Linked DNA regions of Homo sapiens: region 1 is linked to region 2. A link is a loop called in an ENCODE intact Hi-C map of the cell type or tissue named here. Cell type or tissue: heart left ventricle. All regions are shown on one strand. Links, peaks and the distances in the headings refer to the core of each region. The heading gives the core; the rest is flanking DNA. Region 1 overlaps CHD8 (chromodomain helicase DNA binding protein 8). Region 2 overlaps SUPT16H (SPT16 homolog, facilitates chromatin remodeling subunit).

Evidence for each region. Peaks named below come from ENCODE experiments on the same cell type or tissue, not always from the same donor. Only the 100,000 strongest peaks of a DNase experiment are listed, where the experiment ranks them.
Region 1: a loop joins it to region 2, with 2.3 times the contacts of the local background. A loop is called at or near these places in 34 of 110 quality-filtered maps.

The regions. Positions count from the first base shown.
Region 1 is chr14:21,403,209-21,408,569 of GRCh38, reverse strand. It overlaps CHD8 (chromodomain helicase DNA binding protein 8), which reads left to right. Exons shown (of 38, transcript NM_001170629.2): 13 at 15-258; 14 at 1,538-1,714; 15 at 2,706-2,849; 16 at 3,106-3,361; 17 at 4,907-5,117; 18 at 5,358-5,361. Among named protein-coding and RNA genes, the nearest start is that of SNORD8, 8.5 kb to the right of the region's middle. In heart left ventricle, for the core only: no CTCF peak of the experiment used is centred there; no DNase peak of the experiment used is centred there.
Region 2 is chr14:21,351,345-21,357,944 of GRCh38, reverse strand. SUPT16H (SPT16 homolog, facilitates chromatin remodeling subunit) reads left to right here. Exons shown (of 26, transcript NM_007192.4): 21 at 1-18; 22 at 579-748; 23 at 3,405-3,534; 24 at 4,113-4,242; 25 at 4,380-4,457; 26 at 5,127-6,469. The coding sequence ends at 5,272. Among named protein-coding and RNA genes, the nearest start is that of SUPT16H, 29 kb to the left of the region's middle. RefSeq lists an enhancer at 4,762-5,961. In heart left ventricle, for the core only: no CTCF peak of the experiment used is centred there; a DNase peak (open chromatin) is centred at 5,227.

The DNA.
Region 1 (5,361 bases), core at 2,608-5,107, 52 kb before region 2:
TGGTGAATCTGCAGGCAGAACTGCATCCTGGCTGATGAGATGGGATTGGGCAAAACTATTCAGTCCATTGCCTTCTTGCAGGAAGTATATAATGTGGGCATCCATGGTCCCTTCTTGGTCATTGCCCCACTGTCCACAATTACTAACTGGGAGCGAGAATTTAATACATGGACAGAAATGAACACTATTGTGTACCATGGCAGTCTGGCCAGCAGGCAGATGATTCAACAGTATGAAATGTACTGCAAAGATTCACGGGTGAGTTGCATGTCTTGGGAATACTATGAGTTAGAGAAAGTCGGCCAAGGTACCTGGTATTTTAAGGGCTATATATGAATAGAAGACTTTTATTGAAAGTCTTCAATATGCCTATGCAAAAATGCCTATGGTTTAAGGCATTTTTGTATAGCAGTGTGCAGGGCATTTTTTTGACTTTGCTATTTTTTTTACCTAGTAGACATTTGATCTGGTAGAAGTTCTGATTTTATTTATGAACATACACATTTTAAGTAGAATTTTGTCAGCATCAATGAATTTTAATCACAGTATTTTACAAAAATTAAATTCCTTTAGCCACTTAATCCATGCGGTGGTGAGCTTATTTCTTTTCCTCTTTTTAGTCTACGGAAATTTTCATCAAGATCAGTTTCTTTTTCTAAATGGTCGGGCGTGGTGGCTCATGCCTGTAATCCTAGCACTTTGGGAGGCCGAGGTGGGCTTATTACCTGAGGCCGGGAGTTCTAGACCAGCCTGGCCAACATGGTGAAACCCCATCTCTACTAAAGATATAAAAATTAGCCAGGTGTGGTGGTGGGCACCTGTAATCCCAGCTATTCAGGAGGCTGAGGCAGGAGAATCGCTTGAAACCAGGAGGCGAAGGCTGCAGTGAGCCGAGATCGTCACACTGCACTCCATCCTGGGTGACAGAGTGAGACTGTGTCTCAAAAAAAGAAAAAAAAAGGATCAGTTCCTTTTTCCATGTAAATTTGAAAACAAAATTGGAATTATCCATCGTGTATTAACATGAATTTTATTGTTTCTCTATTAGTTTTCTTTTTTTTATTTCTACCAAATCACATCTTTTCATCATATTTTGCAGCTTTTAATTTTGTTAAAATGATTTCATTCTTTTGTCAATTTTTAGACATCAGCCAATATTATGTTCTGTATTAGCTATTTTCATTTTTATTATCTTGTATGGTTCAGCATTGTCCAGCAGTTGTGGATTTCATTGTTAATCAACAAAAGATCTGGGGCAGAGATACATGAGCTAGGCATACAGCAGAGTAAAAAATGTCTAGCCTCTCATTCAGTGAGTCTGTCATTTTCCCAAGAAGCTGAATATGTTGAGGAAGCAATGTATCTTACATTCAGTGATATGGCACTATTTTTCAGGAAGATAAACAGCGGTGGAGGTGGGTGGTGGTGCAGTTTGTATTGCCTATTAAACATGCCTTAATATAGGCAAGTAATTCAGAAAAGCTCCTCATTTAGGTACATTTTTGGTTTTTTCTGACTTTACTGCCTTCATGCTTAGGGACGCCTCATCCCAGGCGCATACAAGTTTGACGCTCTGATCACCACTTTTGAGATGATTTTGTCAGATTGTCCTGAGCTTCGTGAAATTGAATGGCGTTGTGTTATCATTGATGAAGCCCATCGACTGAAAAACCGTAATTGCAAGCTGCTTGATAGTCTCAAGCACATGGACCTGGTGAGTTCCACACTGACTTGTGAGCAGAAACACCTGGAATAAACCGTAATTCCTTGCGGTATTAAAATAACCCTAGTTTAGCAGAGAAGAAAAGTCTGAATCGTGGTATTGAACAGTGGGGATGACCTATGGGAATGGTAACCTGAAAGTCGTGTAAAAGTCATACATTTTAGAATTGGGAAGTTTAGTGATAACCAGAAGAGGAGGTGGGAAACTATATTGGTTACCTATTATTACTGCATAACAAAATACTCCAAAACTTAATGTCCTACAACAACTATATTTTTCATGATCTTCTAGCTCAACCACTTAGGCTGAGTTCAGCTAGTTGGTTCTTATGATGATCTTGCCTGGAGTCAGTATTGCTGCAGCTGGCAGTTGATGCTGGTTTTTATCTGGAGCACCTGGGTTCCACATGGCCTCTCATCCTCCATAGGCCAGATTGGGCTGCTTTGTGTGGTAGTCTCAGGGCAGTATTCCAAGAGGGCAAAAGTAGAAACAGTAACCTTTGAGATAGGCTCTGAAACTCACACAGTGTCACTTTTGCTACATTCTTGTTCTTGCAAGTAATAAGGCAAGCCTAGGGGTGAACCTTGTTAGGAGGAACAGCAGCAAATTAATGACCATATTTAATCCAGCTCAGTTACATTCCATAGAGGACAGCAGATTTTAGGATATCTGTGGGGAGTTGAATATGGAGAGACATGTGTAATTGGAATAAACATAATCAGAATTACTGTTTTTTAATTTGCTTATAATATTTATGTTATTTCAATACATTAATGTCAGAGGGATTTCTTGAATGCTTTGTGTTTATCGAAAGAGGGGACAAATGGAAGAAAAATTAATGGACCAGATCACTGGTCCATTCTCATCATTTTATAGATAAAGAAATTAAAGGTTATATATGTTAAAGATTATATACTTGATAGGAAACCCCAGAAGTCCTTCATGTTTTTAAATTTTATTCTTTTGTTTCCTCCATTTCTAGGAACACAAGGTGCTACTCACAGGAACACCATTGCAAAATACTGTAGAAGAACTGTTTAGCTTGCTTCATTTCTTGGAACCGTCACAATTTCCCTCAGAATCAGAGTTTCTCAAGGACTTTGGGGATCTCAAGACAGAGGAACAGGTAGGAAATCTATCTGATGAGGTACTAACTCAGGACAAAGAAGGTGAAGTTTGTACAAGGCAGACATCTGTTGTCATGGGTATCTCAAGGGCCTTTCTGAACTCCTTATAACCTTGTGCCTACATCATTTGTGGCATCATCCAAAGTATACATTTCTTAGATAGTGGAAAACTCTAATTTTTCCATGTTTCTACATAATGTGAGAATGTTCGCCCTCATCTTATTGATTTATTTTTCTCTCTGTAATGGACCACAGGTTCAAAAGCTACAGGCCATTCTTAAGCCAATGATGCTGAGAAGACTCAAAGAGGATGTTGAAAAAAACTTGGCACCCAAACAGGAAACAATTATTGAAGTAGAGCTGACTAATATCCAGAAGAAATACTATCGGGCTATTTTGGAGAAGAATTTCTCCTTCCTTTCCAAAGGGGCAGGTCATACCAACATGCCTAATCTACTTAACACAATGATGGAGTTGCGCAAGTGCTGCAACCACCCATATCTCATCAATGGTGAGGGAATGCTTGGTATATACCTGAACTTCTGTAGTACCTGTGTTTACTTTCCGGATGATTCTCCTTGGGGACAATGGATGCATTGACTCAACCAACCTAATTTGGGGTGCGGACTGAGGAATGGGAGGGAAATGGTTCTCCTTTTAAAAAAGAGACTCTAAGCCTGGGCAACATGATGAAATCCCACCTCTACAAAAAATACAAAAATTAGCCAGGTGTGATGGCAGGCATCTGTGGTTCTAGCTACTTTGGAGACTGAGCTTGGAGGATTGCTTGAACCCAGAAGGCAGAGGTTGCAGTGAGCCGAGATCACACCACTGCACTCCAGCCTGGGTGACAGAGTGAGACCCTGTCTCCAAATAAAGTAAATAAAAACAATTCTTATTTGGAATGTTTTTCTGTAGTTCTTTCTACCCCTTTGATCCTACATAATCTCCAAGATTAAATAGGATTTGCTGTTTAGAATTGCATGAAGAAGAACTCAGATTAGCCACACAGTGGCATGTACCTGTAGTCCCAGCTACTTAGGAGGCTGAGGCAGGAAGATCGGTTGAGCCCATGAGTTTGAAGCTAGCCCTGTCTCAGAAAAAACACTCTTAGGTTACTCTGTTCCTTGGATAAATGTCCTCATCGACACTCCATTTTGCTGTTTCTGTCTCTTTTGGGTGCTGATAGTGTGTTCCATCTTAGTCCTTGTCCACATATTTACATCTTTTTTTAACCCAGTTATCATAGGCCTGCCTTACTTAGTGTATTTTGTATGACACATCTGAGGATGATTTAAGTTTTTTTTTTTTTTTTTTTTTTAAGATGGAGTTTCACTATTGTCGCCCAGGCTGGAGTACAGTGGTGCAATCTCGGCTCACTGCAACTCTGCCTCCCAGGTTCAAGCAATTCTCCTGCCTCAGCCTCCCAAGTAGCTGGGATTACAGGCGCCTGCTACCACACCCAGCTAATTTTTTGTATTTTTAGTAGAGACAGGGTTTCGCCACATGGGGCAGGCTGGTCTCGAACTTCTGACCTCAGGTGATCTGCCCGCTTCGGTCTCCCAAAGTGCTGGGATTACAGGCGTGAACCACTGAACCCGGCTGATTTTTTTTTTTTTTTAAGGTGGAGTCTCGCTCTGTCACCCAGGCTGGAGTGCAGTGGCGCAATCTCAGCTCACTGCAACCACCACCTCCCGAATTCAAGCGATTCTCCTGCCTCAGCCTCCTGAGTAGCTGGAACTACAGGCCTCCGCCACCACACCTGGCTAATTTTTGTATTGTTAGTAGAGACGGGGTTTCACCATGTTGGCCAGACTGGTCTCGAACTCCTGACCTCAAGTGATCCACCTGCCTCGGCCTCCCAAAGTGTTGGGATTACAGGCATGAGCCACCGTACCCAGCCGATTTAAGACTTTTTTGTGCTGAAATTCTGTGTGTGAGAAATGTTGGTCTTAAGTCAAATTACATTTTTTTCCTTTTGCTTTCTTAGTTAAATAGACTACAACCTTAATATGGTTCACTGGATCTCAACATAATTTGATTTTTCTTTTGGCAGGTGCTGAAGAAAAAATCCTAACAGAATTCCGTGAAGCTTGCCATATTATACCTCATGACTTTCACCTGCAGGCCATGGTTCGTTCAGCCGGCAAACTGGTTCTTATTGACAAGTTGCTTCCAAAGCTTAAAGCTGGTGGCCATAAAGTTCTGATCTTCTCTCAGATGGTGCGCTGCCTAGACATCCTAGAGGATTATTTAATCCAGAGGAGGTAAGAAAAGAGTCATCCTAGCCTGTGGTTACTCTGTCCTCATAAAGCAGCAAAAAGTAGGAGGGCCTGGATTTAATTAGAGTTCACCAATTGCAATAAGAGAAGTTTTTAAGATTCTCACTCTCAACTTGGGTTTTTGACCAGCTTTGATATGGGAGTACTGGTATTGATCCTAGCCTGCTGTTTTGGTCTCCACTTCTGCTTAGCCACTTACATTTTTTTTCTGCGATTCCCATACAGGTAC
Region 2 (6,600 bases), core at 4,064-6,563:
GTAAATGCTACGGAATGGGTGAGTGTTTCTTACTTTCTTTTAGTAAGAAAATTGTTAGAGAAAATAAAGAAGGATAGGTGTTTTTTATCCTAATTATTGTCATTTTCATTTTTGATATTTACTTAGACTTAAAACTCATTGAACAAATGTTACTTTTAAAGTCTCTTTAGGGCAGGCATAATGGCTCACACCTGTAATCCCAGCACAATTAGAGGCCAAGGTGGGAGGAACACTTGAGGCCAGGAACTCAAGACCAGTCTGGGCAACATAGCAAGAACCTATCTCTCTTTTTTTTATTTTTTATTTTTTAAGATAATGTCTTTTTAAATAGTTTATTTTAAATGGTTCCTTCACATAGTTTCCTTGAGTTTATTCTCCTTGAGGGATGATTTTTGTATCTTGCAGATCCTTTTTCTGTGGCTTCTTAGTATGTTGTACTGCCTCAGTCTTTCAAAAAAAAAACCAAAAAACAGCTTAAGTTATCTTTTATGTAGTGATTTAGATCATGAAAGTTATTTGAAATATTATTGCTTTGGGGGAAATACTTATATGCTAATGATTCAGTTTCTCCCTGACAGCCACCTTTTGTGGTGACATTGGATGAGGTAGAGCTGATCCACTTTGAGCGGGTCCAGTTTCACCTGAAGAACTTTGATATGGTAATCGTCTACAAGGACTACAGCAAGAAAGTGACCATGATCAACGCCATTCCTGTAGCCTCTCTTGACCCCATCAAGGAATGGTTGAAGTAAGTAAATCTGCCATCAGTCTCCCATTTAGCCCATGAGCCCTGTTTTATAGAATTTGAATGTGGTATGTTGTGCATAAAATCTACTGATATACTTAAAGTGAGACTGCCTTTTGGTTGTTACAGACCAGGACTTGAAAACTTGAGATCTATTAGATAACGGAGCTGTTCACTTTTTCTTGAATTCCCAACAATAGCTTGTGCATACTTAACACAAAGAAAATCAAAATCTAAGATCTTTTTTGTTTTCAGTGTTGCCCAGGCTGGTCTCAAACTCCTGGGCTCAAGCGATCCTCCCACGTCGGTCTCCCAACGTACCAGGATTACAGGCACAAGCCACTGCACCCAGTCAATGTAGAGCATATTTACAATAGCTTTTGAAGCATCCTTTTCTGCTCTTCACCCATTATCTTTATATTTTCTACATATTTTGTAGTGGTGGTGGTGGTGGTTGTTTGAGACAGGGTCTCACTGTGTTGCCCAGGCTCAAGTGTAGTGGTGCAGTCACAGCTCACTGCAGCCTCAAACTCTTGGATTCAGGCAACCTTCCTGCATCAGCATCCCAAGTAGCTGGGACTACAGGCATGTGCTACCACACCCAGCTAATTTTTTTTTACTAGAGATGAGGTTATTCTAGGATGCAGTCAAGTTAGTTGGATTCTGTTTGATCTTTCAAGGCTTGTTCTCAAATGTCTATTAGTGTGGATTTAGAACAGCCTTTAAAAGTTTCACTCAAAAACTTCCAAGTAATTGGCCTTACTACGAGGCAATACTCTTCAGAGTCTGCCTGATGCCCTGTGGATTGTGAGATCTCTCTGCTGAAGCTGGTGGAAAGGTGGTGGAAATAAATCCACTGGAACACGATTTATTTCTAGTTCTGTGTGAGATTGGGAGTTGTCTGTCCTACTGCTTTCCAGTGCTTCTTTATGCAGTTCCAGTTTTCTCATGAATGTGTAGATCATCCCTCCACCAAAGACTTGAGGGGACCCCTCTGCAGATCTCTGGAGCTTTCTCTCTGGGAAACTCTTCCTTCCTGTACTCTTCTCCACAAATTCTAGCTGTCCCAGCCTTCCCAAATCCTACTTTGTCTCAGTTCCTGGAGACCATCAGGTTGTGGTGGATTCTCCCTCCCTGCATAGCAGGCTAGGAATTGCCTCTAGACAGAAAACTGGGGCAAATGTTCAATTAACCCTTGTTGTTTCCTTCTTTCAGGGATTATGGTCTTGTGCTGCTTTTTATCCAATGTCTGAAAACTGTTGTTTCATATTTTGTTTTGTAGTTGTTTAAGGTGGGAAAGTAAATCTAGTCATTGTTACTCCATCATGGCTGGAAGCAGAAGTTGCCGTGTATATTGTCTAAAGTGGATTTATGCCAGTGGTTCTCAGGCAGATTTTATGGTTGTTTGTTTTTATCCTTACTATTGTCATTTCTTTGATTTTTTTCTTCTTACCCACTCTTAACTGATTCAGCCCTCCTCAACAGAAGTGAGAAAGAGAAAGTCATTTGAGCATTGTCTAAATACAGGGCACTTTAGGTACTGGGAAAAAAAATTTGTTCCTACCTTCATACAGATTTTGCATCAAATAAACAACACATAGGAAAGCAGTGAAAGGTTGAAGAAGAAAGGCTAGGGCCATTGAAAATTGTCCCTGTTTCTTTCTTTTTTTTTTTTTTTTTTTTTTTATTATTATTATATATTTTTTTGAGACAGAGTCTCACTCTGTTGCCCAGGCTGGAGTGCAGTGGCACGATCTCGGCTCACTGCAACCTCCACCTCCCAGGTTCAAGCGATTCTCCTGCTTCAGCCTCCCAAGTAGCTGGGACTACAGGCGCGTGCTACCATGCCTGGCTAATTTTTTGTATTTTTAGTAGGACGGGGTTTCACCGTGTTAGCCAAGATGGTCTCGATCTCCTGACCTCGTGATCCGCCTGCCTTGGCCTCCCAAAGTGCTGGGATTACAGGCGTGAGCCACCGCACCCGGCTGAAAATTGTCCCTATTTCTTAACTACAATAGTGAAAAACAGAATCGCAGAAGTGGTTATGAGTTAAGACTACTTAGAAATAAGAATGGAATCAGTGACAGAGAGGGAAAAGCATGGGTGAATAGGAGAGAAGACTAAGTGAAGAAGAGGGAAATTGGTGTTTAAGGAAGAAAATGGGAGAGGATGAGCTCAGACTCAGGTGAAGGAGAAAGCTTGTTTCAGTTGGAATGTTGGTCTGTTGTGAGGGCTAGTGCTCTAGGAGATCAAATAGCAGCCATTGGGACATGATCTGGTGGCATAGTGCAAAGAATATCTGCTCCCAGGCAGGGCGCGGTGGCTCACACCTGTAATCCCAGCACTTTGGGAGGCTGAGGCAGGTTATTCACCTGAAGTCAGGAGTTCTAGACCAGCCTGACCAACATGGCAAAACCCTGTCTCTACTAAAAATATAAAAATTAGCCAGGCATGGTGGCATGCGCCTGTAATCCCAGATACTCGGGAGGCTGAGGCAGGAGAATCACTTGAACCTAGGAGGCAGAGGTTGCAGTGAGCGAAGATTGTGCCACTGCACTCCAGCCTGGGCAACAGAGCAAGACTCTGTCTCAAAAAAAGAAGAAAGAATATATGGAAAATACAGAAGATTGATTTGACTTTGTCATGTCATTTCTCTTAGTTCCTGCGACCTGAAATACACAGAAGGAGTACAGTCCCTCAACTGGACTAAAATCATGAAGACCATTGTTGATGACCCTGAGGGCTTCTTCGAACAAGGTGGCTGGTCTTTCCTGGAGCCTGAGGGTGAGGTGCGTGAGTGTGGGGTTTCTTTTCTGGTACACAGTGTTGCCCGCTATCATTTGGTCAGTTAGAATGGAATATGAGTAGTACATAAGGGACTAGGCCATCTGGGAGAAGCTCTAAACACCACTTGATATTATTGTTTCTTCAAATTGATAAATTGATTGGGCAGTGGTAACTAACTCCTGACAAGATTTCTTGGAAATTACAAAAACTTTTCCTCAATGAGTTTCTTAGCATTTAGGGAAAAATCCTTCAGGGCATTTTGCAAAAATTATTTTTTAAAAAATGATCCACTTAACGTTTGTGTGATACGTAAATACAGAAAGTCTTTCTGTTGTTAATTTCCCTGGGTGAGGAAGGCTAACGTGAATTTTTCAGAAATGTAATAATACATAATAATAGTAAAATAATAATTGCACCTGACCACTAATTTTAAACAAGTCATTTTATCTCTTGATCCCTCAGATTATTTTGCTCTTGTTTTCTTCATGTAAATACTGGTATACTATGTGGGCTGAATTAATTCATTAAGTTAATAAGGTAAATGTCAAAAAAAAATCAGTATTATGCTCTAACTCACCAGGGGAGTGATGCTGAAGAAGGGGATTCAGAGTCTGAAATTGAAGATGAGACTTTTAATCCTTCAGAAGATGACTATGAAGAGGAAGAGGAGGACAGTGATGAAGATTATTCATCAGAAGCAGAAGAGTCAGGTTAGTCTTACAGAGCAAAGTTCGTCCTGGCTTCCTAATCTAATGTCATTTCTGAAAACTACTTTTTTTAGACTAAGAACTCTGTCGTTCCATTCTGTTCCCGCATGATGACTAACGCTTAATTAATTTTCTTCCAGACTATTCTAAGGAGTCATTGGGTAGTGAAGAAGAGAGTGGAAAGGATTGGGATGAACTGGAGGAAGAAGCCCGAAAAGGTTTTTAAAAATGTGTTGTTTTTTATTCATTTGTCTACGCACAAATTTCTAACACATTTCAATATTTTGAGGTGTTAGTATTGATGGCGTAATGAAAGTAACAAAAGAACACTATAAAAGTGCTTTGGAGCCACAGATACAACTTCATTGACTGAAGGAGAAAATGAGGTGTGGAATGTGTCCATACTCTCCAGTGGGCAGTGCTCTGCCAAACTGGATGCTGTTTTCATCTGCGCAAGCCCCCATCTTTCCTATAGCCATGATAGCCACATATTCATGTAATACTCAAGAATTAGCCTACTCAGTTTCCAAACCTAAATCCTATAATACTTTAATTTTCTAGGCTTCTTCCAGGTTAGGCATGTCTTTATAATGCTAATCTAGTTACTCTGAAGCCAAACCCCAAACAAACGTTTTAAAGCTTAAAAGGAAATAAATATTAACTGCTGTGTTCCAAGCATTGGGAATAGGTAGTTTTCATAGGTTACCTTATTTAACCCTTAAATAATTCTCCCTTTTGTAAATAAACCAAGGTTCAGAAAGTACTTGCCCAATATTAAAACTTGGGTCTGATTCCAAAGTGTATTCTCTGTACTATCTCATGCTATCCAGTAATATTAGGTACCTAAAGCTTACCTATTGCTAACTAATAATGCCTCTTCTATTTAGCGGACCGAGAAAGTCGTTACGAGGAAGAAGAAGAACAAAGTCGAAGTATGAGCCGGAAGAGGAAGGCATCTGTGCACAGTTCGGGCCGTGGCTCTAACCGTGGTTCCAGACACAGCTCTGCACCCCCCAAGAAAAAGAGGAAGTAACTTCTGAACTTTGGCCCTGAGCTCCATTCTTCCTCCAGCCAACCCCTGAAAATTTTACATGACATAGAAACTGTATTTTTCCTTTCGTTTTCATTTGAAGTTTTGCCATTTGTGTTTATGGGTTTAGGGGGCCATTTGTGTGGACCAATCTACTCGGGGAATTCCAGGCCCACCAGGACACGTGCCAATGGCCCCATTCAGATGGCAAGGGAGGAGGTGTTCTTGAAGACAGGAGGAGGCTCCCGCTGTTAATAAATATTGTTTCATTCTTCTCTCTTCCTGTCACCTTCTGCCAAGACATTGATGGCTTCTGACATCTTATTTGGTGTCTCAAAGCTGTATTTCCAAGACAGTGGTACAAGGTGACCCTTAATTACCCGTATCATGGTTCTTGACCAGCACATTCAATCCTCCAACCTACCCTACTGCCATGACCTTCCGCACATCTCTAAGTTTTATCTTTGCAATACTCAAGGTTCTCGGAAATTTGCTAATGGTTGTGATAAACCATACAGCTTGAGCCAGTGAGGCAGATTGGGCTGGTGCCTTCGTCTGAGTTTTCCTGCTTTCCTGCCTCGTGCAGATTCTGAGGTATATCTGCTGCCTTGGAAGACATAAGAAGCAGTGATACTCCCTGGCTCGGTTATTTTCTCCATACAATGCACACATGGTACAATGATAGAAGGCAAAATTGCCACTGTCTTCTTTTTTTTCTCATATATCTAAGGAAGATATATCAGGTTGTGCCTCATGTACCGCTTCTAGTGAAATGTAGAGGAAGGCTCAAAGGAGTCAACATTTATATCTGGAAGGGACAAGTCATGCCTTGGGCCTAGAATACCCTGATGAGAAAAGAGAAGAGGAAGGGAGGCCATATCTACAACACAGCCTCTCGGCACTGCTGCTCCTTATTTTAACTTTGTCTTGCATTGTCCTGTATTTATCACAGTTTCTGTTGAACAGCTTTTCAAGTATTTGGGGAGTTTATCTTGCCATCCTCCCCTTCTGGTTCTCTGCACCCACCTGTCCCACTGCAGTTCCTTCCGTGCTCTGTGACTTTAAGAGAAGAAGGGGGGAGGGGTCCCGGATTTTATGTTTGTTTGTTTTTTCTCCTTAGCAGTAGGACTTGATATTTTCAATTTTGGAAGAACTAAAAGATGAATAAACTGGGTTTTTTTTGTTGTTTGTTTTTGTAAATTCACCTGTGACCGTTCATTTTCAGTTCTTGAAAGCAAGCCTGCTTCCTGCCTGGTAAAGTGCTAAGGTACTGGAGAAAAATGCCTTTAGCTAGCTAGTTTTACAAATGAAACTTTCATCATTCTAAACTT